Linked DNA regions of Homo sapiens: region 1 is linked to region 2. A link is a loop called in an ENCODE intact Hi-C map of the cell type or tissue named here. Cell type or tissue: CD4-positive, alpha-beta T cell. All regions are shown on one strand. Each heading gives the region's core, and the rest is flanking DNA. Links, peaks and the distances in the headings are about the cores only. Region 1 has its middle 57 kb from the start of PWRN1. Region 2 holds the start of NPAP1 (nuclear pore associated protein 1).

Evidence for each region. Hi-C counts contacts between places; a loop is a spot of excess contacts. Peaks named below come from ENCODE experiments on the same cell type or tissue, not always from the same donor. Only the 100,000 strongest peaks of a DNase experiment are listed, where the experiment ranks them.
Region 1: it touches region 2 in a loop (5-fold over the local background); 3 of 110 quality-filtered maps call a loop at or near these places.

Annotation. Positions count from the first base shown.
Region 1 is chr15:24,607,272-24,622,709 of GRCh38, forward strand. No RefSeq gene overlaps it. Among named protein-coding and RNA genes, the nearest start is that of PWRN1, 57 kb to the left of the region's middle. In CD4-positive, alpha-beta T cell, for the core only: no CTCF peak of the experiment used is centred there; no DNase peak of the experiment used is centred there.
Region 2 is chr15:24,667,984-24,683,421 of GRCh38, forward strand. It overlaps NPAP1 (nuclear pore associated protein 1), which reads left to right and starts at 7,792. Exons shown (of 1, transcript NM_018958.3): 1 at 7,792-15,410. The coding sequence starts at 7,885. The coding sequence ends at 11,355. In CD4-positive, alpha-beta T cell, for the core only: no CTCF peak of the experiment used is centred there; no DNase peak of the experiment used is centred there.

The DNA of each region.
Region 1 (15,438 bases), core at 4,725-12,724, 58 kb before region 2:
AAGCCTTAGGTTTCCTTCTTACTGGGATACAAATATCTTTAGGTGTGACCATAAATCCTGAAGGGACAAGAGAGATCCTCTGGCATGTTCAGCATAGCAAAGCAGTTCTTCTAGGATTCTGGTCACAGCCTTATGGGAGTATGCTGAAACCTACCGTTCTCAAATTAAACAGCAGGTCCTGGGAGTGTGTAAAGCCTTCTAGCATATTGAACCTGTAACTGATCATTTGCCAGTAACAATGAGAACAGATCTCTCTATTAAGGGCTGGATGGAAGGGTTGTTTTTCAAGCCTGTACTAGTTATCTCTCAAGGCGCCACTTCACAAAAGTGGCATGCATACCTGCAACAATGCAATGTCCTCTCCATGGGTCCCTTGGGAGATGCATGCTCTCTTAGGGCCAGGATACTATGAGACCAGTGCTGCCCCTGTTGTGGAGCCCCCGCTGGAGATGGCTCTAATGGTACACAAAGGCACGGCCCCTATTCCTGAAAACACTTGGCACTTAGATGGATGTAGCCAGGGTAACCATTGTGTATGTATGGCAGTAACTGTGCAATTGCAGACAAATACTGTTGGGTTTGAGATGGGAATGCAGCAAAGCAGTCAATGGGGAAAACTCTGAGCTGCACAGTTGGCTTGTACTCATGAGCCATGGCTGACTGTTCTCTGTAGAGATAGTTGGGCAGTATTAAAGGGTCTTATGACTTCGCTTGCTGAATAGGCCCTGGGTGAATAGCATGGACTTTAAAAAAACCCGTGTGGGGAGCTGCTATGTGGAAAGACATTTGGGAAAGGTTACAAGAACCCACTGCAAGCCTAATTGTGTATCATATTTTAGGAAACTAGTCAGATTCATTCCCAGGTAATGTGAAAGCTGATACCCTAGCAAAAATTAGAACACTATATCTCAATCTTCTGAGCTAGCTGGTTGGGTACATAAACACAATGGACATCACAGTGCATGAGTGGGCTGGCAAATAGCAAAGGGAAGGGACTTGCCCCTATGCTATGCAGATTTAGTGGCAATGGTAACAAATGGCTTAGTTTGCTCCTGCCTGCACCCCCACCGCCTCCCACATACACCTGGACATCTACATTAGACAGCCACTCCTGTGAGGGACTGGGAGATAGACTAAGTTGGACCACTGCCAGTAAGCTTGGGACAGAAATATCTGTAGATACTTCCACATGATTGTTGCAGGCCTTTCCTTGCAAAAGTACAAAATTGACAAACTGGATTGTTTGCTTCATCCTTTGGTTTCTCGGCTCCTTCAGCATTTGGGGGCTTCTTTGCATATATGTCCCTTTCGTGGAACAGAACTCTAAAACAATGCTGTTCATGCTTATGTCTCTAAGGTCCTTGTGCATCTTAGAAAACCCCCCACACCATTCCCTGTGTTATTAGTATATTCTAAATGAATTTCATTCAACTTCATGCCTCCTGATTTTATTTCTCTGCTTTCCGGAGTCTAGGAAAATTTCTTTGTAAGCAGCAATAGTGAACAGGGCAGGAGTCTACAGATATCCCTGTGTGACTCCTGCGCAAGTGCAGAGGACCTATTAGGTGAGATCCTCCTCCTTCAGACTATGCCCACCAAGGGTGATGGAGGAGAAGGCAGAGCTGAATCCATAGCCTCACTGTGGGTCTGCAGGCCCAACTGCTTTCTTCCTTCCTTCTAAGGTTATTTAAGGATTTCCATTCCTTTGTATAAAAATTGAGGCCATTTAACAATCATTCTGCTTTCTGATCAATGACAAGCTTCTACTTCAGACAATTCCTTGAAATATTTGTTCTTAGTTCTAGGTTTTGCATGCAAATACCTTTAATATTTCTGTAAAAATTAATTTAAAAAAAAAACTGTGGAAACATTATCCACAGCCACATTTCTACTTTTGTATTGTGTGTTAATGCCTTTAATCTTGTGTCTAATGATTCATTCATAATTATATTACGAAATATATTTTCAACTATTTTCATCTTTTCATGCAGCATGCTTTTCTAAATTGAATGAGAATACTACTCTTTTAGTAAAGAAAGATTTTACACATTCTCTGTTTTAGTCTTTTCAGAAATTTTCTCTGAACTGCCTCTAGTTGTAAAAGAGAGGAATGGAGTTTTCTGGGAATGATGAGACAAAAGTTGCTCAGAATCTCATGCTTACAGAGCTCTGTATGTCTCTGTTATGGGTGTAGTTTGTTCTAATTGTGAAAGACACAGACAGCATTGATTCCTGTAGACAGTACACTGAGGTTCCTTTCTGGAACACAAAGCCCAGCCATTTTGTTAACATGAAAGTATGAACAAGTGTGTCCATGGCACAGGCCAGAGCATGAGAAGAGGGCTGTGGGTTTGAAGGACTACTGGGATGAGTTGTGTGAGAAGTCAGGAGCAGGAAGGGCAGACCATGGAAGGACTGGGCAGGGAGGGAGGGAAGGTCAATAAATGAGACAGGAGTAGCTCCTCCAAGAATGCATTCTGTGTGGAGTAATTTTAAATGTCTGGATCTATTTTCTTAAAATGTTACTCTAGCCCACTTGGTCTTTCTGTTAGGATGAAAATCAGAACAATTGAGGATGGTCACTGCCCTCTGGGGATGTCCCTGAGAATTACCAGGGTTGGTTTGTCTCAAGAGGGAAAAGGGAGGAGATAGGCAGGGACTTTTAGGCTGGCCGACTTGCAGTGTCATGGACTTGGATGCTTCTGTTTGCCTGCCTTTCTCTGTCATTCTAACCCCCCACTTCACACCAAGTACAGATTCCTGTCAGGTATAGAGGACCATTTACATATGTGATTCCATCTTACAAAAAGACTCCATCTTTTATTTCAAAAGACATATCATGCCAGAAAGAACCAGATGTTCACCTAATCAATAGAGACTACAGCCAACCAAATAAAGGCACAACCCTTTACTATAGGTCCACACAAGAGGAATCAAGGACCATTTTTAAAAAGCAGGACTTAATCATCTGGACATGGTTGTTTCCATATACACAATCTTGCTTCCACTCATGATCAGCATCTAACATCTGCCAACAAAGCCTCTGCTCAAATCAAGTCTTCTTACTTTCAAGACATTGAAGACCTTCTGGATTAGTGCAGGACACTCTTCTTGTTCATGTCACTATTCTTGAATGGATTTGTTAACCCCTTTTTCTATCTTCTTTTCTTTTGATGTTGTGTCATTTTATGTGGGATTTTTCATCTATTACACCTATTTATTGATTTAGTATACTACTATGTATGGGTTGCAATACTGACTGACTTCTGGATTGGCTTGAGACTTCATGGCTCTGACTATGGAATTAATAGATAATAGTAAGGAGATTTGCCTCCTTAGGAACTCCATGTAGCTTGTGGCTTTTACAATTGGAACAGCATCAATGAATATCTGACCTTGTGGAAAGACACAAATGTTCATGGACCAGCTTATGTCTGACCTTGTGCCACTCACAACAATTGACATAGTCAGCAACTGTTTTCCACAGTTAGACAAATTCCCAAAACTAAAATAAACTGGCATTTATAATCAGATACCTATGATTGGCCACATTAAGGAGATTTCTAAAGCCAGGACTCTCATAAAACCTTAATTAGAAATCGAGTCAGTTGGCCAAAGAAACTACCACACTGTCTAAAAAGAGATATAATCTCACTTAGTCTTGAAAGCCTGGCTCCCCAAGGAAAACCTTAGGTGATGGGATGGAACCCACCCATGTCATGCAAATACAAAATCTGACAGGGTCTTGGCTGATGCTAAGCTAGGAAGCTGGTGGAGCCCAAGGGCTCATACTGAGCAGGAACTTATCAATAGAGGTTGGCAAAACAAATTTTTTACTTGGTTGAAAGAAAGGAAAGTTAATTATTGCATAACCTCCACGTATGAGGTTGGTTAAGGTGATAAAGTAAAGTATTTATTATTAAGAAACTATATAAATTTGCAACTAATATTGCATAATATGGGCTCTAGGACAGAAATCGAGCAGGCATGCCAGAGGACTCATAGGCCAAACACAGTTCTCAGCATTGAAGACCCTAAGTGCCCAATAGTTTTGGAAGCCAGGAAAACTCTTACTGTACAAACCCCTGAGGATCTATGGTCAGTCATGAGAAAGCCTAAAAATGTAAAACTTTTGATTAGCAATACCCCAAGGGAAGAAATTCCTGAACTGTTCATGTAAACATCTCGTGTATTGACAGGAATCACCAGAAGGGCAAAGAGATAGCTCATATAATTTTAAGGAAAGTAAATTCTTCTCATATATCACATTTAATGGTGAATCCCTGGGATCAAAGCACCCACATCCAGAGGACTCAGTAGATTATGGTGGTTCCTGGTGAGATTATGTGGCAAGGCCCATAACAACTAGAAAAAGAATCACAGATTGTAACCATGGAAATCACAGACCACAGTATATCAGTGAGAACAAAGAATACACCAGAGAAGAATTCCAAAAATAAGAACCGATTCTTGCCAAAGACAAACCACAGATGCAGACTGGCCAGTCCATCTATGGAATAATGGACCAAACACTGTAGTACTGTCCGGCACAGAAATGCATCAGATCACTACACTAGCAGAAAACCCATCTCTAAAGATGAAAAATCACCCAAGGCATGCCCTGTCTCTCTGGTAGTGAATCACATTAGCCTGGAGATCCATCCAACCATATTTAGACCCAACAATATTTGGAGATGGGCTCAAATGCAATGATTTGATATGAGGCACACAGAAATACAAGAAAATTCGCCATTTTTGGCTACCAATACACATCAATTGGTATGTGATAGATACAACGAATATGCCACCCATTTGAAATTGTAGCTTCAAGTGAAGAGATCACTTCTGAGTACCACCTAACCTGAAAGTCTCCTAAATTAACAGTCTCAGCACTGAGAACCATAAAAGATAGACTAGAAATGTTCAAATTTTAGCAGATTCTTCAGGAACCCCTAAGGTAATATTTATAGCAAACTTAATAAAAGCACCAAGAAATAAACCCAGGAAGGGACTGAAATTCTTTTTATTCAATACAAAAGTCTCAAAACTCATTAAAAATTGACCTACCTTACCTTTGCAAAATAAACCAAGGCAGACAAATTTGCAAGCCAGACAAAATAATTCACAGCATAAACAAAATAATTGGCAACCAAGGACACAAGGAAACAGGGCCATTTAAGGCCCAGCCCAGATGCCAAAATAATGAGTAAAGATCTTCCAAACATCTAGCCAGGTGCGGTGTCTCATGCCTGCAATCACAACACTTTGGGAGGCTGAGGCAGGCAGATCACCTGAGGTCAGGAGTTCAAAACCAGCCTGGCCAACATGGCGAAGCCCCGTCCCTACTAAAAATACAAAAATTAGCTAGGCATGGTGGCATGCGCCTGTAATCCCAGCTACTCAGGAGGCTGAGGTGGGAGAATCGCTTGAACCTGGGAGGTGGAGGTTGCAGTGAGCCAAAATGGCACCATTGCAATTCAGCCTGGAGGACAAGAGAGAAATGCCATCAAAAAAAAAAAAAAAAAAAAAAAAACAACCTTCCAATCGTCCAAGTCTGAACCAACAAATTTAAAAAACAGAAACAACAAAAGACAAAATTAAACAACTAGAAATCCCTCCAAGTACGGGCTAAAACGCTCAAACCTAAGGATAACAGAACAGATATACAATAGCTATACAAATAAATATGCACATATATACACATTTCTTTTAGACACCAAATTTCAAATAAGCCTTATTAGATACAATGCAGCACACTCTGACACAAACGTCCATATAAAGTACTTTGAGGAAACAACCAAAAAACCGGAGGCTCCTAAATTTCTGCTTCTATACAATCTATTACCTAAACTTATTGCTTGCACTTTATACTGTTCACCAAAATTAGAAAACACAATGGGAATGCATCGGATTCCAAAACTTTTTAACCTATGGCAGCCTATTAAGAAACTAAAGGAGGCTGGACGCAGTGGCTCACGCCTGTAATCCCAACACTTTGGAAGGCTGAGGCAGGCTGATCATGAGGTCAGGAGATCGAGACCATCCTGGCTAGCACAGTGAAACCCTGTCTCTACTAAAAATACAAAAAATTAGCCGGGCGTGGTGGTGGGCACCTGTAGTCCCAGCTACTTGGGAGGCTGAGGCAGGAGAATGGCATGAACCTGGGAGGCAGAGCTGGCAGTGAGCCGAGATCACGCCACTGCACTCCAGCCTGGGCAACAGAGTGAGACTCCGTCTCAAAAAAAAAAAAAAAAAAAGAAACTAAAGGAGTGAAAATTCTCTAACCTATCACAGACTAAAATGAAACCTCTAACACTGTCTACAACCCACCAGGCTACATATACTAAACAATACCCATTAAAGGGAGGATATAAAAAATAACAGCAAAATTCTGGAAATCCTCAAAGAACATATTATTACAATGGGCATTTCAAATTACTTTTCCATTATGGCCTGTTCTGAAATCACGGTAGCTATTGACTAGAAAAATTTAAATAAAGTCTCAACTAAAATGACAGGAAATTACCAGATGTCGAAGAAGTCATTAATAAGATCACTGAGTACAATGGAAACTACTATGTAACCATAAATATTTCAGACATGCTCTTTGTCATGCCAATAGACAAGGAAAGCCAGGAATATACCACTTTCACCTATGAAGGCAAACAATACCAATTTAAAAGCTCAATGCAAGGATATTTAAATAGCTCACTCCATTTTATCATTACATATAAACCAATTAAAATACAGATCACTAATAATATAATACATAGATTACATTACAATGCTGAAACAATGACCAGCAGAATCTTAAACAGGAAACATGACAATTAGTAACACACTTAAGATCACTGAGATGGACTATTCATATAGAGAAAACCATAGGCCCAGACACTAATCGTAAATTTTTAAGAGTACAATGGTTGTCAGAAGGGAGAAAAATAATGACCACAATGATAAAAGCCCTTAGGGCACCAATAAACAGGAAGCACAAAGAATAATAGGTGTTTATTTGGTAATTGGAGACAACATATATCTTCTTGAAACATCATCCTAAAACCAATATATAAGATAACTAGAAAATCCCAAAATTTCCCCTAGAGACAAGAACAAGCATAAGCACTTGAATCACTCAAAGACTACATTACCACATCCCAAGCTCTGCATTGTGCATCTTCTGATTCACAACTTGGTTGGAATTCTAATGAGTGATGAATGTAGAACACGGTCCATGGTCACCATGTAAAAAGAAACCAAGTTCTAAAACCTTCCTACCAGTGGGATTTTGGACAATAAAATTCCCATACTCTAAGAACAAATTCAGCCTATTTGGAAAATACATATGGCTTAGGCATGAAGCCTTAAGAAACGGAGCCTCTGACTGGCAACAACATTACAATTAGATGCCACATGCCTCTCCTTCACTGGATAAAATTGATCAACATTGCTTACATAGAAATGGTAAATCCAAGGTGGAGACACTGTCTTTAAGGGTCAACCAGGTCTCCTTACAGAGGAGACTGTCAAGACTGAAATAGGCTTGCCAGAATGTATTCCAAGCACAGGGACAATCCATGCCAATCTAGGAAAATTGGGCCTAGTCTTGTCTAAATGTCTTGCCCAACACCTGGTTTACAGACTGATCAGCCTCTGTGACCCAAGGCCCGACCCAATGGAAAAAGCAGCACTCAGACCCCAGGACTACACAATCCTGAAGGAGGCAGGTCAATTACTCTCTGCAAAGCATGCAGAACTGATTGCAGGTATTCTAGCAGTCAGACACTCGGTATCAGAAAATCAAAATAAAATTTACATTTTTGCAGACTCATGACAGTTCCAAATGGCATAATCCGGTGGTTACAAACATGGAAAGAAAATAATGTAAAAAATAATTATAAAAGTATATGGTCCAAATTTTATTGGGAGGAACTATGTGAATTATGAAACAGAATTATGATATTCTTATATTGGTGCAGCAAAAAGATAATTCAGAAACCACAAAATCATATAACCATGTAGATGCATTATCAGAAATCATAACCATTAACACACAAAACATACCCCAATTAAAGCTACACAAAAAATCAGAAAACTCATGATATTCAGTAGTACATCTTCAACTCAAAAGAAAATGAGAAAAGAATGGGAAATACCACAAGTACCAAACAATTATAATTAAATAGGGAGATGACTTTAAAGTTAAACAGACAACAAAAGCAGCTGACACCCCATAAACACAACTATAACTACATAAGGAAAAAAGAGATTAGGTGCATGCTCAGTGTACAGGTGGGCATGAGAAACTGAAAGCAAGATGGCACCAAAATTCAAAAGGCCAAAGGTAATTGTGAGCAGTGTAAAGCTGATCTAAAGTAGAGCTATTCTACATCCATAGATAGGTACGAACCTAGCACCTTCAACTTGTGCTTCCAGATAGATTTTATAGGATCATTAAATTATCCCAGCCATAAAAATATGCAGTAACAATGGTTGATACATATGCAGAGATTAACCTAATAATAGTGGTTAGCCATCCATATGCCAAATATACCATCTCAGCCTTAGAATATATGATAGCTCACTGTGGAATCCTAAAATAATTGAAAGTGATAAGGGAACTCATTTTGCATGAAGAATTGCACAGGCATTGGCAGATAAATGGGATATAGAATGGACTTTTCACCTACTCTATAATCCCATAGCAGCAGGATATATAGAGAGATTTAACTGACTACTATAAAAATAATTTAAAACTTTGGATAAAATGATTGCATTTCAACAGCCTGTTAGCCTGACACATTTTAATTTAAATCAACAAGAAAGTCAATAAGAACAACTTCCACTCTAAATTTAATCAGATAACTTTAAGCCTCTTAAAGGATAAGGAAGAAAATGACACAAACGTTATACCTTACAAAGTGAGCACTAGACTTAATGACACCACTGTCTCCCATGAGGACATGGTGGCCAATGGACATGCAAATACTTATTGGACTGCAGGAAAAGAGGAGAGCTGCAATTAAACACAATCACCAAACTGATTCCAAATTGTTGCTAGACCTAGATTTGTTGCCACACTTTCTGCAAAATGGGTACTACAATGCTTTTTTCTAGTCATTGGTATTAATATAATTGAAACAGTATTCAATTTAATCTGACTTTACTTGCCACTAACCTAATACGTTCACATCACGATTGCAAGAACAGCACCAAAAGGATGGTGATAAAGCATTCATGAGAATTTGCCCCCATGATCGAATCACCTCCGAGCAGGCCCCACCTCCAACATTGGGGATTATAATTTGACATGAGATTTGTTGTTGACACACATCAAAACCATATCATTCCACTCCTGGACCCCCAGTCTCATGTTTTCACTTTGCAAAATACAATTTTGCCTTCCTAACATTCCTGCAAAGTCTTAACTCATTCCAGCATTAACTCCAAAGTCCAAAGTTCAAAGTCTCCTCTGGGACAAGGCTAGTCCCTTTCACCTATGATCCTGTAAAATCAAAAATGATTTAGGCCGGGCATAGTGGCTCATGTCTCTAATCCCAGCACTTTGGGAGGCCAAGGTGGGCAGATCACTTGAGGTCAGGGGTTTGAGACTAGCCTGGTCAACATAGTGAAACCCTGTCTCTACCAAAAAAAAAAAAAAAATTAGCCAGGCATGGTGGCACACACCTGTAATCCCAGCTACTCAGGAGGCTGAGACATGAGAGTTGCTTGAACCCAGGAGGCAGAGGTTGCAGTGAACAAAGATCGTGCCACTGCACTCCAGCCTGGGCAGACAGAGTGAGACTGTGTCAAAAAACAAACAAACAAACAAAAAAACCTAGCTAGTTACTTCCAAGATACAGTAGAACTATAGGCATTTGGTAAACATTCCTGTTCCAAAAGGGAGAAATCAGCCAAAAGAAAGAGGGTATAGGCCCCATGAAAGTCTGCAACCCAGCAGGGTAGTCATTAAATCTTAAAGCTCCAAAATAATATCCTTTGACTCCAGGTCCCATATCCAAGGCACACTGATACAAGGGATGAGCTCCCAAGGCCTTTCACAGCCATGCCCCTATGGCTTTGCAAGGTTTAGCCCCTGTGGCTGCTCTCGTGGACTGGTGTTGAGTGCCTGTGGCTTTTCCAGGCACAACGTGCAAGCTTCAGTGGGCCTACCATTTCAGATTCGGGAGGACTGTGGCCCCCTTCTCACGATTCCACTAGGCAGGGACTCTGCATGTGGACTCCAACTCAACATATTGTGTCTGCACCCCCCTAGTGGTGGTTCTCCATGAGGGTTCTGCCCCTGCAGTAATCTTCTGCCTGGACACCCAGACTTTTCCATACATTCCATACATCCTCTGAAACCTAGGTGGAGGCTGCCAAGCCTCAGCTCTTGCACTCTGTGTGCCTGCAGGCTTAGCACCATGTGGAAGCCACCAAGGCTTATAGCTCACACCCTGTGAAGCAGTGGCCTGAACTGGACCTAGACCCATTTAAACCATGGCTAGAGCTGAAACAGCTGGGATGCAGGGAGCAGTAACAAGAGGTTGCAAAGGGCAGCAGGACCTTGGACCTGGCCCATGAAACCATTCTATCCTCCTAGGCATCCAAGCCTGTGATGGGAGGGGCTGCCACAAAGGTCTCTAAAATGTGTTCAAGGCCTTCTTGCAATTGTCTTGGCTATTAGCACATAGCTCCTTTTTACTTATGTAAATTTCTGCAGCCTTCTTGAATTCCTCCCCTGAAAATGGGCTTTACTTTTCTACCGTATGAGTAGGCCGCAAATTTTCCAAACTTTTACACTCTGCTTCCCCTTTAAATATAAATTCCAACATTAGGTCATTTTTTGCTCACACACATAGGCACAGGCTGTTAGAAGCAGGCAGGTCTCATGTTGAATGCTTTGCTACTTAGAAATGTATTCCACCAGATACATTAAATCGTCATTCTTAAGTTCAAAGTTTCACAGATCCCTAGGGCTGGGACACAATGTGGCCAGGTTCTTTGCTGAGGCATAAAAAAAGTGATTTTTGCTTCAGTTCCCAATAAGTTATTCATTTCCACCTGAGACCTCATTAGCCTGGCCATCTCTGTTCATATGACTATCAGCATTTGGGTCACAATCATTCAAGTCTCTAAGAAGTTTCCAATTTTCCCTTATTTTTCTGTATTCTTCTGAGTCCTCTAAAGTCTTCCAACCTTTGCCCATTACCCAGTTCCAAAGCTGTTTCCATATTTTCAGGTATTTTTATGGCAATGTCCCACTCCCCAGTAACAATTTTTATATTAGTTCATTCTCACATTGATATAAAGAGGCTGGGTAATTTATAAAGAAGAGAGGTTTAATTGGCTTATGGTTCAAGTTGTGGCTTCTGCTTTTGGGGAGGCTTCAGGAAGCTTCCAATGATGGCAGAAGGCAAAGGAGGAACAGGCATCATACATGGTCAGAGAAGGACCAAGGGATAGAGAAGGGGAGATGCTCCATATCTCGTGATAACTCACTATCACAAGAACAGCACCAAGGGAATGATGCTAAACCATTCATGAGAAACCACCTCCATGATCTAATCACCTCCAACCATTTCCCATCTCCATCATTGGGGATTACAATTCAACATGACATTTTGCGAGGTTACATATCCAAACTATATCACAATCTTGTTTACTCTTTCCATGAAACAACTTCTAAATTTGTGTGGTTTTTCATATGGTTTTCCACATCCCAACTTCCTTCAGTTCAGCTGTGATTTTGGTTATTTTTTGTCTTGTCCTAGCTGTGGGGTTGGTTGTCCTTGTTTCTCTAGTCCCTCTAAGAGTGATATTAGATTGTTAATTTGAGATATTTCTAACTTTTTGATGTGGGTGTTTGATGTTATAAACTTATCCCTTAATGCTGCTTTATCTGTGTCCCACAGATTCTGGTATGTTGTATATTTGCTGTCATTAGTTTCAAAGAATTTCTTGATTTCTGCCTTAATTTCTTTATTTAACCAAAAATCATTCAGAAGAAGGTTGCTTAATTTCCATGTAACTGTATGGTTTTGAGTAATTTTCTTGGTATTGGTTTCTATTCTGAGAATGTGGTTTGTATAATTTCAGTTTTTTTAATTTGCTGAGGATTGTTTTATCACTGAGTGTATGTTCAATTTTAGGGTATGTGCCATGTGTTCAGAAGAATGTATATTCTGTTGTTTTGGGGTGAAGTGTTCCTTAGATGTTCATTAGATCTATTTGGTTAAGTGTCAACTTCAGGTCATAAATATCTTCATCAGTTTTCCAAGTTGATGGTCTGTCTAATACTGTCAGTGGGGTTTGGAATTCTGTGGCTATTATTTTGTGATTATCAAAGTGTATTCTAGGTCTCTAAGAACTCATTTTATGAATCTGCGTGCTTCAGTGTTAGGTGCATATATATTTGTCATAGTTAGATCTTCTTGTTAAATGGAACCCTTTACCCTTTCTTTGTCTTTTTATCTTTATTTTTTTAGTCTTTTTTTTTTTTTGCCTGAAATTAGAATAGTAACCTCTGCTTTTTTCTATTTTCCATTTGCTTGGTAGATTTTTCTTCATCCCTTTACTTTGAGCCTGAGTGTGGTCTCTTGAAGTGGGTCTCTTGAAGCCAACATACAGTTGAGTCTTGCTTCTGTACTGAACCTGCCACTCTGTACTTTTTAATTAGGGAATTTAGCCTGTTCACATTCAAGATTAATATTGATATGTATAGATTTAATCCTGTGATTGTGTTACCTGGTTATTATGCAGACTTTTTTGTATGGTTACTTTATAGTGTTAATGCTTTATGTACTTAAGTGTGTTTCTGTAGTGACTGGTAATGGCCTTGCCATATTTAGCACTCCCATCGGGTCTCTTGTAAGGCAGGTCTGGTGGTAATGAATTACCTTAGCATTTGCTTGTCTGAAAATAATCTCATTTCTCCTTCACTCATGAAGCTTAGTTTGATCGGATGTGAAATTCCTGGTTGAAATTCTTTTCTTTAAGAATGCTAAATATACATCCTGCCCCACCCCCTCACCCCCACTTCCTGCAGTCTCTTCAGGCTTGTAAGGTTTCTGCTGAAAGGTCCACTGTTAGTGTGATAATGTTCCCTTTTGTGGGTAACCTACACCTTCTCTCTAGTTGCCTTTAACATTGTTTCTTTCATTTCAACTTTGGAGAATCTGTTGACTAAGTGTCTTAGGGATGGTCGTCTTGTGTAGTATCTGACTGAATTTCTCTGAATTTCCTGAATTTGAATGTTGATATCTCTAACGAGTTTGGGAAAAGTTTCTTGGATAATATCCTAGAATGTTTTCCAAGTGGCATTCTTTCACTCCTTCTCTTTCAGGGACACCAATAAGCCATAATTTGGTCTCTATACATAATCTCATATTTCTTGGAGGTTTTGTATATTATTCTTTCACCTTTTTAAAAATTTTCATCTGAGGTATTTCAGAGAACCAGTCTTTGAGCTCTGAGATTATTTATTTTTATTTTTTGAGATGGAGTTTCGCTCTGTCACCCAGGCTGGAGGGCAGTGATGTGATCTCGGCTCACTGCAAGTTCTGCCTCCCAGGTTCACACCATTCTCCTGCCTCAACCTCCTGAGTAGCTGGCACTACAGGCGCCTGCCACCATGCCTGGCTAATTTTTTGTATTTTTAGCAGAGACAGGGTTTCACTGTGTTAGTCAGGATGGTCTCGATCTCCTGGCCTCGTGATACACCCACCTTGGCCTCCCAAAGTGCTGGGATTACAGGCATGAGCCACCACGCCCAGCCTCTGAGATTCTTTTCTATGCTTGGTTGATTCTCCTGTTAATAGTGGCCATTATATTCTGAAATTCTTGAAGTGATTTTTTTCAGCTCTATCAAATGAGTTTTGTTATGTCTTAAAATGCCAATTTTGTCTTTTATCTTTTGTATCATTTTATTTTATACCTTGGAAACCTTGGATTGGGTTTTGACTTTCTTCTGAATATTGATTATCTTTGTTCCTATCCATGTTCTGAATTCTATTTCTGTCATTTCAGCCATTTCAACCTGGTTAAGAACCATTATTTGGGAAGTGGGCTGATGTTCCTTCAGTCTTTGTAATTATTGTCCTTTGGATGAGTTATTTTGCTTTTATCTTCTTTGATGCCCCTGGGGATTTGATTGTGGTATATGGTGGGGTAAGTCAATTGGCTTTATTTCTGGAAGATTTTAGGCTGAGTTCAGTACTCCTGGGATGTGTGCTCTAACTCTGTGAGGCTGATATCCAGCCTCCAGCTTTGTTCTCTGTCCTGTCAAAGTTAGGAACCTGCTGCACTGGAAGGGCAAGATATTTACGAACAACTGGCCAGAACACTCCAATGGGTGGTGCTGGCTAAAGCACTCTATCAGGGTGGCGATGGTAGAATCCATGCTTATTTGCACATGTCAGCAGCAGTGGCAGCACACTGAAGAGCACATGCCTCAGCTGGGATAGGGCACTGGTGGTTGCTGGACTGCTGGCCCCCATGGGTACATTCACACCAGCAATGGCAACACAGTCAGGGGAGGCAGGGGGTGTACTCATGCCAGCAGCAGTGGCCCAGAGAGGTGCATGTGCACACACGGGCAGGTGGAGGAGAGAAGGTGAGGTCTGCCCACATGCACACATGTGCTGGCAAAGTGGTAGCAAGGTGACTGTGGGCAAGTGCATGCCAGTAAAGTGGCATGGGGGAGGCTGTAGTCAGCCTTGGGTGTGGGTGGACTGGGTGTATGTCAACAGGGAACACTCTGCTGGAGCTCCCTGACAGTCTAGCACAGGCTGCAGTGAAGCAGGTATGATGTGGGCCCCTGGGAGGCAGCTTAGTTAGGGATGTGAGGCTGCACTACAAGCGAGTGCAGCCAAGCTGGGGCTCTAGGAGAAACCAGCAGATAGGGGTCACTGAGATTGGAATAGCCCCATCTCACAGGCAAGATCACCCTGCTGTGTTCAAGTCCAACAGTTGACCTAAGACTGAAGTCTCCTAGGGGAGCACGGTGAGCCTTGGGTAATGGGCATCCCTTCTTGTGCTCCGCTACAGACATTCCAGCAACAAACCCTCTGGGCTCTACACAGGCTGGAGTCCTACCCTTATTACCTCTCTAAACAGCTCTTCCTGCAAGCTCAAGTGTCCTTGGTGGTCATGGGTTGCTGCCAGGATTCCAGATGGCCGTAGTAAGAGTAGATCACTCCTTGCCTGTTCAACTCACCCCTTCCTCAGAAATCACTGGGGGCCAGGAATGAGGCCCAGTGTACAGTTGCCTTGTACAGGGTTCCCAGCTATATTAAGTGGAATTGTTTTTTGAGGTTCATTTTTCAGCTGATTTGCAGTATAATAGAATGCATTTGTTTTTTATTGACCTTGTATGCTACAACATTACTGAATTTTATGTTCTAATCTTATATTAGTGGATTCCTTAGGATTTTGTATATA
Region 2 (15,438 bases), core at 2,347-10,346:
ATGTCTATCTGCTAATTAATCTATTGTATATTTATTGACTGTTTCCTAGACATTGTGTTAGGTTCTGTTTATAGATGATAGTGAAATATAATTCCTCCTCAGAAAGTCACAGTCTTTTTGGGAAAATAGATAAATCAAGCAGCCTATGTATCAAATAGTTTTGCATTTCCCACAGATAAAGTGATTAATAGGTACAATAAATTCATGTATCATAAGTAAATATATAAATGCTTATTTGGTATTAAAATCCAGTTAACCACTTTTCTATTTTGAAATAGAAATTTTCTATTTTCTCCTTGGTTTGCTCCTTGCCATCTGGTATAAACTTCAGATAGCAAGAAGCAAACCTCAAGAGGTTCAGAACTTTAGTTCTGAGAAGTATCTAGAAGTTCAGGTGATTACTTGGCATTTATACAACTTGCTTTACATGAAAATACAGCTGTAAATCTCACAAGGTTAGGTGATCTTTTAAGAATTTCAATATGTTCTGCTATTTGTTGGAAGACCTGTAAGAATAGCCCACCTTTAAAATGCAATTTAATATACAACAGGCTATGTGTTAGCTAAATGAGCTCAAGAAATGAAGGAAATATGTTTTAGTTCCATCTATTTTGGACCCCCAGTCGAACCATCCACTTCTGCTCTATCTCTGCCATTTTATCTTCTATAAAATGGAGGAAGCTCTAAAGACATAGTTAAAGAGATGCTACACAGCTTCATATGTAATTGTCTTTATTTGTTTTAGAATACCAATGACATATAAACAACTACTACAATACCAATGACATAAAAACGACTACTACGAAGAATCAAGTATTTTTTGAGTCAAGTAGGACTCTGTCAAAACAAAGAGAAGTAAAGGGACCCCAAAATGACTATGACTTTCTCAAGGGGACACAATTATTTTTTGATAGATCTGGAACAAGAACCTAGATATCCTCAATCCCACTTTATTGTTCTTTCATTGGGTTCTGAACACAGATAAATAAACAGAAAATAAAATTCTTGTCTTCTACATAACTGGTGCAGGTCCTGGCAAGATTGAAATTGGAATACTGAGTATTAAGAAGTAATTGAAAAATTGTGAAAGCTAAATGATACATACCAGGTACATAGGAATGTGTAGCACCTGAAGATGATTCTATAGGTGAGCAGAACTGGTAATTCAATGTGTGTGTGTACTGTAGTTTACAACAGGATAGTTAAATTTCATTTTCTGATACCTTGAAGGCTCCTCCCAAACATACAACACTAAATAAATATTTAAACTAGATCACATTTAGTTCTGCATGCTTATATACATCAATAAATAATTTGTTTTAGTTACCTTGATTTTTAATTTATACTTGGTTATTTCCAAACACAAAACAGAGGCTGGACATAGGTATATGGGAGGCTGCAGAGATAAAATAAGCTCACTTTATTCACTGCCAAAAGTAAGATCCTAACAACCTCTACATACCTGAATGTGTTCAGACCAACTATCTTCATTTTACAGGCAAGCCTTCTGGAAAAATCAAGCTGAAGAAATCTTAATTGCCCAATGTCCCTTATCTGTTTCAATAAGTATAATTATATAATATCAGAATTCTTCTGAGTGACAGAGAAAGGCAGCCTGGCTGAACATCCCCATGGCCATAATGCAGATATGATGGTCTCCAGCTATTTTAGAAAGACTGGAGCCTACTATTCCCATTACTTATCTTAATAGAGAATAACATTTAATATTCTCTATGTTTTGTGCTGGATAAATCTTTTTCCCTTTATTAAAATGAATGACCCATAACTGAGTCTGTAGTTTGTACATTGTTGGAAGCTGAATAAATCTCTGTGGGTTACCAGAATCTTATTAATAAGTCACAGCTTTCTAGGGAGGATCTGCTCAAAAACTCAAAGTTTAGTTTTACATTTATAACTAAATTATGATACAACCTTGAGCAAGTTAAGCTCATCTGTAAATGAAGAATACTGATACTTGCTACTTCAAAGGGCTCTTGTAAAGCGTTCAATAAATTAATAGAGGTGTATACACATGCATATATTTTAATACTTACACATACTTTAAAAGAACCCTACATAATCCACTACAAAAATTTTGTGATGTGTCTCCCTAAACTAGTTCCCAACTACCCTGTTAAAATTATTTAAATGAACAAAAATCTATATATTAAGATACACATCAGAGAACTCCAAATACTGCTTCTCACAGTACCCTGTCCCAGCCATGCTGCCTTCCTCTTCACACAAATCTTCAATTCAGAAACCCTAGGGATTAATTCACTAATCAACCCACACCTTAATTCATTCAAGAAAATTATTGATACCCTACTAAATGTCAGGTACTGGTTTACAGGTATATTCAAGGAATATTAGCGAAAAAGAAAAAGTAAATATTCCTACCTTCTATTTGGGTGGGGGGGAGTAAACAAATGAATATGCAAATACATAAACATAAGTGTACACATGTAAATTAAATTTAAATAAATAGGTAAAATAAACAGTATATCAGATATGTCCTAGAAAGAAATATAATGCAGGGAAGGGAGTTGAAGAGTGTCAGTTGGTGTGGGGGTTGCAATGTGAAATTATGTGGAAGGTGAAATTTAAGAAGAAACATAATGGGATCCTAGGAAACAATGATGTGTATGTCTGGAAAATGAGTGTTAGAAAAGAAATGGTAAAGAAAACAGTCAGATGGGACAGCCATGGGCAAAAGTGTTCATATAGTATTCAGGTAACAGAAAGGATGATGTCACTGTGTAGGGGAAAGAGGGATCAGAGTGGAAAGAAGGAAATGAAGTCAGAAAGGAAATGGAGAGCTCAGATTGCTAGGGTTTTGGAAGCATTTTGAGTACTTTGGCTTTTGCTTTGAGTAAGCCATTGAAGAGGCTTGGGTGATATTATCTGACTTACGTTTCAACAGGATCTCTCTTGGAGATCATTTTGATTAGAGACTGTAGGAAATTAAGGACAAGATTGGGGAGACCAGGCTGGGCACGTTGGCTCACACCTGTAATCCCAGCACTTTGGGAGCCCAAGGTGGGTGGATCATTGAGGTCAGGAGTTGGAACCAGCCTGGCCAAGATGGTGAAGCCCCATCTCTACTAAAAATACAAAAATTAGCTGGGCATGGTGGCAGGTGCCTGTAATCCCAGCTACTCAGGAGGCTGAGGCAGGAGAATCGAATCCAGGAGGCGAAGGTTGCAGTAAGCCGAGATCGCGCCACTGCACTCTAGCCTGGATGACAGAGCAAGACTCCATCTCAAAAAAGAAAAAAAAAAAAAAAGATTGGTTGATTCAAACAAGCGATTTACTCAAAGATGTGCCTTCTACTCAGTAAAGACATAGATCAGGGGTTAGCCAAAAATGACCCACAGATCATTTTGTATGTCCTGTGAGCGAATAATGATGATTACATTTTAAAAGTGTTCCTGAAGAATAAAAGGGAGGAGGTAAAAGAGGAGGAGGAAGAGGAGCTAAAGAAACTGCATTTGGCCCACAAAGACTTAAATATTTAAAACCTAGAAAATGTTTGCCAAAACCTGAAATAAAGCATCTGACTTTTCTTGAGGAAGTAGGTCCTCAATAAAATTGGAAAGAGGAATACATGAGTAAATTAGTTGCTGAAAATATTGTGAAGTAATAGATATCGAGAAATATCTATGGCTTCATCCCCACCCTCAAAAACAATGCCATTCATTTCCATTGAGCTAATGAAAAATGCAGTTTGGTTTTCAAAACAGTTAACCAAAAAACACGGTCTTACATAAAAAAAATCATAAAATTTATATAGCAACAAAAAAGCATTTTCACAGAAATTAAAATTTTACAAAGCATTTCTATATCGATTATGTAATTTAATCTTCCAATCAACTCCATGGGATAGGTACTATTTCCCCATACAGAAATTACCATATCCTAAATCCTTAGTGATTGATTCCTCAAGAAAAATTAAAGTCTTGAATGCTACATCTGTTAATACTAAGGGTAGTTTTCTCCTATGGGAAGGTTGGCTTCTAGAATGAACAGGAACTTTCAGTTCAAGGTGACAGACCAGGAACACATATTTACTTTGTGTTCCTCCTGAAATTGTACTTAAATAAAAGTATACAAATACCAAAATGTAGTAGACCAACGAAAGCCAAGAGATTGTGGAAGTCATCAACCACAGAAAGGTGTTGATACATTTCTGAAAAGCAAAAAGTTAACTGGAGAGGAAATAGATGAAACAACCAAGGAAAGGCTACTCTAAGAAGTAGCAGCACAAAGTCTGTCTGTCCTTGCTGAGCCCTGGTTACAGTAAAGGGCGGAAGAGTGTGGACAAATGTGAATCTGAAAGAGCCAATTCTTCTAAATCAATCCTGTGTGGCTAACTGGGCGTAAATTTAAAATACAGCCCAGCAGCCATTTGCTGACTAGAGTTTATACCTGCACTGGCCAATTGGAACTAAGCCAATGTCTTTCTTTCTCTTTTTCTTTTTTTTTTTTTTTTTTTTTTTTTTTGAGACAGAGTCTCACTCTGTCACCCAGGCTGGAGTGCATTGGCATGATCTTGGCTCACTGCAACCTCTGCCGCCTCACCCAGTGAAGTAGCTGGGATTACAGGTGTGCACCACCACACCCAGCCAATTTATTTATTTATTTATTTATTTTTGTAGTTTTAGTAGAGACAGGGTTTCACTGTGTTGCCCCGGCTGGTCTCAAACTCCTGATCTCAAGTGATCCATTCACCTGGGCTTCCCAAACTGCTGGGATTACAGATGTGAGCCACCACAGTGGGCCAGAACTAAGCCAGTTTCAAACCTTCATTTGCCTAAAGAAACTTATGTGGGAACCTGGACAGCGAACTTTTGCTATAAAACCCAAGTCTTCCCTTTGTTTTCTGGAATGCACCTTTGTTTTGCAACAGAGGATGCAAACAGTTCACTGGAATAAAGTCTCTTTCCTCCACATTCCTTTTTCAGATAACTTTTCTTCACGAGAGAGGAGACTGAAATTATTTTAGGGAAAAAAGTTCATTTAATGAGGTTCATGAGTCAATAAAGTCCAAAGGATTCAGTGTGTCCTCACATTAACTCTGTATGACTTACAGTGGGTTGTTGGTGAAAGTGTTCAACTATAGGGTGCTAGGTATGGTTTATTGTCACTACCACAATTCTATACAAAGCTAGCCACCCAGAGATTCATTTGATATGACTGGAGATTGGTGCTTTAAAAAATTATTAAATTACAAGTAATCTCACCTGGCAACTATAAATTGTTGCTATTATCACAGTATTTATATAATTATTAAATTAAATTTTTGGAAAATATTTTGCCTTGACAAATTTCATCTCAACATGTTTGCGTCTGCCAAGTCAAAAGATCTCAGAATAATCAGTTGCCATCTAATGTTATTTTGCCTCACAAACACAAGGAAGATTTTATATTCAAAAAAAGCATCTATTCCCATTTGACAAGAAAAATAAAGAGGTGGATTTTTCTGGAATACCCTTGTCCAAATTTCCTTTTATTGTCCTGAAGCCCCAATATTCATTATTTGTTTAATGCATTTTTCCTGTTTGGGGGAAAATGCTGTAATTTATTGTTTTCAAATAAGCCTGACATTTGATTTTGTTTCAGAGTTCTTGTAGGAAATCTTTGTCCAAAACTTGTACCAGATTGTTCTTTTTGTTTAAACAAATAAAATCAAGAGATTATTTTTTATTAAACTCTCCTCAAATGATATCAAGAGATTACAGTTAAATGCCATAATTGTAAACAATTTCTCGGTTCCCTGAGAGGTTAGGAAGGACTTATAATATGTCTCCTCTTTTTAAACAGAATTTGGGTCTGAGCAAAACTTTGTGTCCTAGAAACATAAGCTTTGTTGGGTATGGAAGCCCACATTTACTCTGACATAGTATAAAATATATGAACAGGGGGATAAAAAGGATTTTGTAGTATGTTAACTAGGTTTGATGTTATTTTAAATCGATTTTTAAACTAAAAAATACATTAAAATATTTTTACTGATCTCTGATTCTTGGTTCTGAACCTTCCACATGTCCTATGTCTGGCACACAACATTAGCCCAAAGAGAGCAAAGCAGTCCAGTTAAATAAACCAAAGAAACAAGATTAAAACTAGATAAGGTCATGTGTAGGATTTTCCAAATCTTTCTTGTCATGCTGAAACTTCCAGCTCTTAAAACAGTAACACATATTTCCTTTGTCCTAAAAACCAATATTAAGTCTCCTTCCTTGGGCATAAGAATATGGATAGTTATACTTAGGTGACAGTAATGTGTGGTAAAGAGTGGGCCTTGCTGGCATGCGGACAATGACCAAATTGTATTGATCATATTTTAATCGAATACATTGCTCCACTACTGACTTGCAAATACATGATGAATTTGCTTTCTAACATATTCCAAGAAGGCCAGAGAACTGGCTTATCCATTTGGATTAATCCACTGGTGAATTTCTTTCGGGATAGGCCAAAATGGATCTGGACTATAATCTTTACATATTTAGATCCTTCAAACTAGACCAAAAAGGAAATCTGGGCTGCAAGGCTCAATTAGAAGAACAGTGTGGGATGCTGCTTTGCTGACTATTGGGGGTCGCTGCCCCATGTCTTCAGAGGAGACTGGAGCCCAGTGCCTGCCATGACCAACTTATGAGGTGAAGTAAGGGCTTCCCCCTAGGAACGCATGTGCTTAATACAGATGTGCTGTGTGCTAGGTACCCTAAGGACTACAGGAAATAATGAGAATACATGATGTGTCCATAACAAGGAGGCACACAGGCCACGGCACCAGCTCTGGAATCACACAGCCCAGGTTCGAAGCCTGGCTAGGCCACTGTCATATCAATGACCCAAGGAGCAAGCAGCCTAAGGCTTAAATGTTGTTGCTGTTGTTTGTTGTGGTTTTTTGTTTTTGTTTTTGTTTGAGACAAGAGTTTTGCTCTGTTCCCCCAGGCTGGAGTGCAGTGAGGTGATCTCAGCTCACTGCAACCTCCACCTCCCGCTTTCAAGCGATTCTCCTGCCTCAGCCTCCCTAGTAGCTGGGATTACAAGTGCGTGCCACCACGCTCAGTTAATTTTTGTATTTTTAGTAGAGATGGGGTTTCACCATGGTGGTCAGGCTGGTCTCGAACTCCTGACCTCAGGTGATCCACCCGCCTTGGCCTCCCAAAGTGCTGGGATTAAAGGCGTGAGCCACCGCGCCCAGCCTTAAATGTTGTTTAAAACAAATTTGTGAAAAGAAGTGAAGAGGCCCTGCCTGCCAGGAAGAGATGTGGTAGGGCGTAGCATCTAGTCAGGACAAGGCACCACGTCCCCTCCTCGGAAACCCTCACGGCCTGGCTGGTGACCCTGGCGCCACAGAGACGGCACACCTGGCTCCAGGCAGCACAGAGCACTGCCAAGGTCCTAGAGGAGGCTGGCAGGATATAGGTTGTCCTGTGCTTAACTTGAAGCAGATGTGCCCTCTGTGAACCGGGGAATGGGGACGGCCGACACAGGGCCACTGCGTGCAACAGCGCCGGGCCAGGGCTAAGGAACAGGCAGAGCCGGCGCCCAGGTGACAAGAGCTCTGGCGATGGGCCCGCAGGCCCCAGCAGTTCCCTCATAGAGGCCACGCGGTGCAACACCTGCCACCGGCAGCGGGGCTTCCGGGGGTCCTGGGGCAGCTGGGGCCGACGGGGCGTCGCCCTTTGCCCTCTGACCCCTGCCTTTTGCGCCCCCGCTGGCGCTCCCTGGTTCTGTGAGGAACCTCGCGGCGGCGTCGCAGGCGTAGAGCCAGTCAGTTTGTGCTTGGTCGCCAGAGGAGGCGGTGGCTGAGGAGAGTTGAGTCCACTGCTGACCCTGTTTTACGGTAGGAGGCACGGCTAGCTCTAAATGGGCAATTTACTTAGTAAATTTAGACCCGGGTGCCGCCGCCGGCCCCTGCCAGGGCCAGGGCGTGGCGCCCCCGCTCCCCTGTCCCGGGACGCCTCCCCGCCCGGTCGGGCTCACTCTGTACCCACCCCGCGCCCTTTCCGCGGCCTGTTCCGCCGGAACGCCCGTCGCAGGCCTTCAGCAGCCAGCATCTTCGTCGCCCCTAAGAGGCCGTGTCCTCTCCCTCGGGCTGCGGCCGCCCCTCTGGGGGTCCTGCCGGCTGTGGGTTGGGGGCTGGCCATCAGGAAGACACCCATGCTGCCTGCTCGGAACCCCCCGAGGTTTGGACACCCCAGTTCCGTAAGGATCCCTCCTCCCAGCCGCATGTTCACTCTCCTGCTGCCTTCACCACGTGAGCCGGCGGTCAAGGCCAGGAAGCCCATCCCAGCCACTCTCCTGGAGGAGACCGAGGTGTGGGCCCAAGAAGGGCCCAGAAGAGTGAAGAAGGATGAGGATCCGGTGCAGATCGAAGGGGAGGATGACGAGAAAAGGACCCCCCTTAGCAGCGGAGAAGCATCGTCCACATCCAGGTCCCAGGGCACCCAGGGAGACGTGGCCTCCTTCAGATGCAGCCCTGGGCCTCTGGAGGGAAATGTCTACCACAAGTTCTCAGAAAACAGCATGAGTGAGAAGGCCCAGGCGTCTCCAGCGAGCTCCTGCTTGGAAGGCCCTGCCATGCCCAGCACACACAGCCAGGCCGGATGTGCCCGGCATCTTGGAAAGCCTGATCCGGATGCAACAGCGCCCCCTGAGCCAGCCGTTGGCTGCTCCCTGCTGCAGCAGAAGTTGGCTGCGGAAGTGCTGAATGAAGAGCCACCGCCCAGCTCCCTAGGCTTGCCGATTCCGCTGATGTCCGGAAAGAGGATGCCTGATGAGAAGCCTTTCTGTATTCCTCCAAGGAGCGCTGCTCCTCCCAGAGCTGCCCGCAACAGGCCCTGCAAAAGGAAAATGTCGATTCCATTGCTGCTGCCGCTGCCCCCTTCACTGCCATTGCTGTGGGATCGAGGTGAGCTTCCCCCACCTGCTAAGCTCCCCTGCCTGTCTGTTGAGGGAGACCTACACACCTTGGAGAAGAGCCCTGAGTATAAAAGGAATAGCAGAATCTTGGAGGATAAAACAGAGACCATGACAAACAGCAGCATCACCCAGCCTGCCCCTTCTTTCTCCCAACCTGTGCAGACCACAGACTCCCTGCCCCTGACCACTTACACTTCCCAGGTCTCAGCTCCTTTGCCCATCCCTGACTTGGCTGACCTGGCTACTGGACCCCTCATCCTGCCTATCCCTCCACTTTCCACCACACCAAAAATGGATGAGAAAATAGCATTCACAATCCCTAACTCTCCTCTGGCTCTTCCTGCTGACCTTGTTCCCATTTTGGGTGATCAGTCTAATGAGAAAGGAGGCTCTTATAATTCAGTCGTAGGAGCAGCGCCTCTCACTTCTGACCCCCCAACACCTCCTAGCTCCACACCCTCCTTCAAGCCTCCCGTCACAAGGGAGTCCCCAATATCTATGTGTGTGGATTCCCCTCCTCCTCTTTCCTTCCTGACTCTTCTTCCAGTCCCTTCCACCGGGACCTCAGTTATCACCAGCAAGCCTATGAATTCCACGTCAGTCATTTCCACTGTCACAACAAACGCATCTGCCCACCTAACCTCACAGACTGCGGTAGACCCTGAAGTAGTTAATATGGATACTACTGCCCCATCTCAGGTTGTTATTTTCACATCTTCCCTAAGCTCCAGAGTGAGCTCTCTCCCAAATTCCCAAATACATTGCAGTGCAGAGCAGAGGCACCCGGGAAAGACATCAGTCTACACATCCCCACTTCCATTTATATTCCACAATACCACCCCAAGTTTTAACCAACTCTTTGGAAAAGAAGCCACCCCTCAGCCCAAATTTGAGGCTCCTGATGGGCAGCCGCAGAAAGCTTCTCTCCCCAGTGCCTGTGTTTTCCTGAGCCTTCCCATCATTCCTCCTCCAGACACCTCCACTTTAGTGAACAGTGCCTCTACAGCATCATCATCCAAACCTCCCATTGAAACCAATGCTATGCATACCACTCCTCCTTCCAAGGCTGTCATCTTGCAGTCTGCCTCTGTCTCCAAGAAGTACCTCCCATTTTACCTGGGGCTTCCTGGTTCTGGGAACACACAACCCAGCGGCAACACTGCCTCAGTCCAAGGCTCCACCAGTTTGCCTGCACAGTCAGTCAGGGCACCAGCTACAGCTTCCAACCATCCTTTAAATCCAGGAGCCACCCCTCAACCCAAATTTGGGGCCCCTGATGGGCCGCAGCAGAAAACCTCTCTCCCCAGTGCCCATGATTTCCTGAGCCTTCCTATCATGGTTCCTCCAGACACCTCCACTTTAGTGAGCAGTGCCTCTGCAGCATCGTTATCCAAGCCTGCCATTGACACCAGTGACATGAATACCACCCCTCCTTCCAAAACTGTCATCTTGCAGTCTACCTTTGTCTCCAGGAAGGAGGAGTACATCCGATTTTATATGGGGCTTCCTGGTTCTGGGAACACACTACACAGTGACAGCATTGCCTCAGCCCAAGTCTCCACCAGTTTTCCTGCACAGGCAGATAGGAGACCAACCACAACTTCCAGCCATCCTTTAAATACAGGATCCATCTCTCATTCCACACTTGGGGCCACTGATGGGCAGCAGAAGTCTGACAGTTCTTTTATTCTGGGGAATCCAGCAACCCCAGCACCAGTTATAGGCTTAACATCTCCTTCAGTCCAGCCACTGAGTGGCAGCATAATTCCACCAGGTTTTGCAGAGTTAACATCACCATATACTGCATTGGGCACACCTGTTAATGCTGAGCCAGTCGAGGGTCACAATGCAAGTGCTTTCCCCAATGGCACAGCAAAGACTTCTGGATTTAGAATTGCCACTGGGATGCCTGGCACTGGAGACAGTACCTTACTGGTTGGAAATACTATTCCAGGCCCACAAGTGATTATGGGACCTGGAACCCCTATGGATGGTGGGAGCATTGGGTTCAGCATGTCTGCCCCAGGCCCCAGTTCCACATCAGGAGAACTCAACATTGGACAAGGACAGAGTGGGACACCCAGCACCACTTCTGTTTTCCCATTTGGTCAGGCAGCCTGGGACCCAACTGGCCACAGCATGGCTGCTGCACCACAAGGGGCTAGCAACATTCCTGTATTTGGATATACTTCTGCTGCCGCCTACATTCCTGGTTTAGACCCACCTACCCAGAATTCATGCAGTGGTATGGGAGGGGATGGCACCAGATCCATAGTTGGAGGCCCTTGTGTTCCTGCTTTTCAACAGTGCATCCTGCAGCACACATGGACAGAGAGAAAATTCTACACTTCAAGCACCCACTACTATGGACAAGAAACATATGTTAGGAGACATGTCTGTTTCCAACTTCCGTAAGAGCACCTGTGGTTCACCTGATCACACCACATCAGTTGTGGTTGTAAATACCAGCATTATCCTTTTGTATGGTCATGCTTCTAGTTTCATCTTCATGCCAAGCACCTGCCATGTACCTCTCCAGAACTCAGGTTGTGCACCAGGAGGGGACAACAACATCCCTGTGCTCCCTTTCTCTGTCAGTACACATGGGTCCCACCTGGACAAAACACAGGTGGTGCATCTGCAGTGAATGGCAACATATCTTTAATTAGAGGCCCTTGTGTATCCACCTACCAACAAAGTACCTAGGGCCCACCTGGACAAAACACAGATGGTACCTCTTCCAGGAGTGTCAACATTCATTTGATAGAAGGCCCTCATGTGCCCATGTATCAGCAAAGCACCTGGGGCCCACCTGGACAAAGCACAAACCATGCAATGAGGGACAGCAACACAACGGCTGTGACTGGTTGTACTTTTGGTCCCCCATTTACACAAAGCACCTGAGGCCCACCTGGCTAAATGCAGGTGGTGCAATAGGAGATAGCCCCAGATATTTGTAGGGAGAAACCTCTAGTCTCCCTTTCAGTAAAAATACTATGGACCTGCCCAACCAAGGTGCTCCTTTTGACTTTAGAGGAACCAGCATTGTTTTTGTTTTGGTTTGTTTGTTTGTTTGTTTGTTTGTTTGTTTGTTTTTGAGACGGAGCCTTAGCCCAGGCTGGAGTGTAGTAGCACAATCTCGGCTCACTGCAACCTCCACCTCCTGGGTTCAAGCAATTCTCCTGTCTTAGCCTCCTGAGTAGCTGGGACTACAGGCATATGCCACCACACCTGGCTATTTTTTATAATTTTAGCAGAGACAGAGTTCCACCTTATTGGCCAGGCTGGTCTCAAACTCCTGACCTCAGGTGATCCACCCACCTCGGCCTCCCAAAGTGCTAGGATGACAGGTGTGAGCCACCATGCCCAGCCTAGAGGAGCCAGCATTGTTAGTTAAATACTTGTGTTTGGATGGTCCTGGTCAGAGCACCTGTGCCTGTGATGGAAAGCAGCCACTAGTGACACTTGTACCTGCCAAGGCCTTCATAGGAGCCACCAACTCATTTTTTACTCCTATCAATGGTCTTAAGAAATAAGCACTCTCCCTGCACATACAGTTCTCATAAATTGACATTGTTCCAGGAGGAATGGGCTCAGTTCCCTCAAGGTTAAACTTAACCTGCTCTCTTCCTACAGAAGCTGGAGGCCCAAAACCACAGACAGAGAGAGAGAGAGTGTGTGTGTTTGTGTGTGTGTGTGTGTGTTTATTGGTGAGTGTGGAGCAGATGAGCCCAGTCAGAACCGCACTGTATTTTAGTGGTCTTCTGCACTGTGGAGGGTAGAGGAAACCTGGCTTGACTGTTAACTTGGCTGACCCTACCTCTGGGCCAGTTCTCTCTAGTCATGGACAGAAAGGCAAAATTCCCGACTTTGTGGACCCTATATTCTAGTTGAAGGGGAGAAAAGAAGCAAAAACATGGAAATTATCTGGTAAATTAGCCAGTAACGAATGCTATGAAAAATAAAGAAGTACATGGAGGATTGAGATTGTAGATAGAAGCAGGTGTTTCAGTTTACACTGTGAACAAGCCTCACTGGGAAGGTAAATTTAAACGAAGCCTAGAGAGAAGCAGTTGAGCCAGATATATGAGCAAAGACCTTTCCAGATAATAGGAGTGGTCATTGCAGAGGCTCAAAGGAAGGATCCCTGGTGTCCTCATGGAGCAGTTAGTAAGGAAATGTGGCTGGAATGGAGTCAGCAAGTGGGAGGGAGGGATAGAGAAGAGGACAGAGGAGAGATGTGAGTGGAATTCCTTCCTCCACTTTTTACTAATTGTGTAATAACAGTTGACTCAAACTTCAAAAGTCTCAATGAAATCAGTACTTTTACTATGGCCTGTTTATCTCATAAGATTTTTGAAAGGATAAAATGAAATAATATGGAGAAATGACTTATAAGCTTTTGTTGTAATTTGTTATATACATAGGGATGGATAGACGGATGGATAGATTAGATGATAGATAGATAGATAGATAGATGATAACGTTATGGACTGAATGTTTGTGTACCCCCAAAAATTGATATTTTGAAGCCTAACTTCCAGTGTGATGGTATTAGGAGGTGAGGCTTTGGGGAGGTGATTAGGTTTAGATGAAGTCATGAAAATGAAACCCCCATGATGGGATTTGCGCCTTTATGAGAAGAAATACCAGTGCTTTCTCTAATTGCCATGTGAAGGTATACCAACAAGGTAACAGTCTGTAAGCCAGGAAAAGAGTCCTCACAAGAAACAGAATTTGTCTTTATCTTGGACTTCCTAACCTTTAGAATTGTAGAAAATAATTGAATGTTGTTTAAGCTACCAGTCTGTGGCATTTTTTGTAGCAATCAGAACTGACTAATAAAGATAGATAGATGATAGATAGATACATAGATAGATGATAGAGATAGATGATAGATAGATAGATAGATAGATAGATAATATACATATATATGTATGGTCAATGACTGAGTTCCTTAGGCAATGGTGCCCTGATTGCCTTTATTAGGCAATTCAAATAGAAGAATAGAAGAACCCCCTTTTTTTTTTGAGATGGAGTCTTGCTCTGTCACCCAGGCTGGAGTGCAGTGGCGTGATCTTGGCTCACTGCACGCTCCACCTCTCGGAAGAACCCCTTTTTATTAGCATAAAAGCACTTACTTTTATGAAGCAAACACATGTAAAAATATGATAACAGAGACTAAAACATTTATGAGATTAGGCCTGAAAGAAAACAATCACAGAGAAATTACTGAATTCCTCTTGGCACCCTGGGGCCTGATTCATTCGCTCTAAATTGTTTAGTACAGTTCCAGAGGATCAAAGCTCCTGTTTCCTGGCCAGATAATCACCTAACTTTTGTAATCAGAACTGCCTTTCAGAAGTAGAGTGGAAATCCAGTTTTCTTCTAATAGCCCTATACCCTTGCAGTATTACCAGGGACAAATTTTTTAAAATTCATACTTCTTGACATTTTTTAAAAGGCTTCAAGCTAAATATTATGATCCTGGTAAGACAAACTTTGAATAAATGTGTGAGAGATACAAAGATAATTTTTGTTTTCATGTTTTGATGCACTTACACAACTGAAACTATTTCTAAATATTCTTTTATTTTTTATTAAGATAAAAAGCAAACATAATATCAATTTAAATAATACTGAAAGTCAACCTTCCTACCACAGTTCCCTCCTCCAGAGATAGTGTTTAGCTACTTTGATGTCACTCCCATAGTTCTGAGTTTGCTTTTTTACTTCAACTATTATGTTATCTTACAGATGTCATTGTTTTTCCTAAAACTTGAAGTGCCTTCCTTTTTTTCTCCTTGAACTCTTTTCCCATAAAAAAAAAATGTTTTTGGTTTCTAGAATTTTCAAATAGTATTGTTTACTTGACTGAATCCCTTCCTTTTCCAGAAACCTTGAGCCTCCTCCACTGGTTTGGGAGTGGTAAGACCAAAGTAAATGTAAAAAGTAAAGTAGAGGTTCCTCTTCAAAGACTTTCCTCCCTATCTAATTAGAAATAAGTAGTAACTTCTTTTAGAAGCAAAATGTATTCACAGACCTGTACTAACATTCTTAAATATCTGCTAGTCATAATAAAGAAATCAATGTACTTTATGTTCTTAGCTCCCACAATTTAGCCTAAGTATTTGCCCTGGCATGCTTATACTGGTCCAAGCATTAGGTCATAGCCTGTTCCTCTTCCTTATTTAGAAGTGTTTTTACCTTTCTCAGCATTCCACAAGTTACTTCCTCATTCCTTTGTTCTCCTCTACCTTTGCCTCTTTTAAAAGTTCTAAATTGCTAGCCAATCGGGACAAATACAGAATGTGAGGTCCTGTTCCAGCCAATGGAAACCGGACACAGCAGTAGGGTGGACGCGTCAGGTTATAAATGACCCTGTCTCCTTTGTTCGGTGTACTCTTGTGGCAAAACTGCTGGCAAGTGTACCCTTTCTGCAGGAAGTAAAAATGGCCTTACTAAATAAATTTATGTTCAAGTGCTATTTCTTTACGA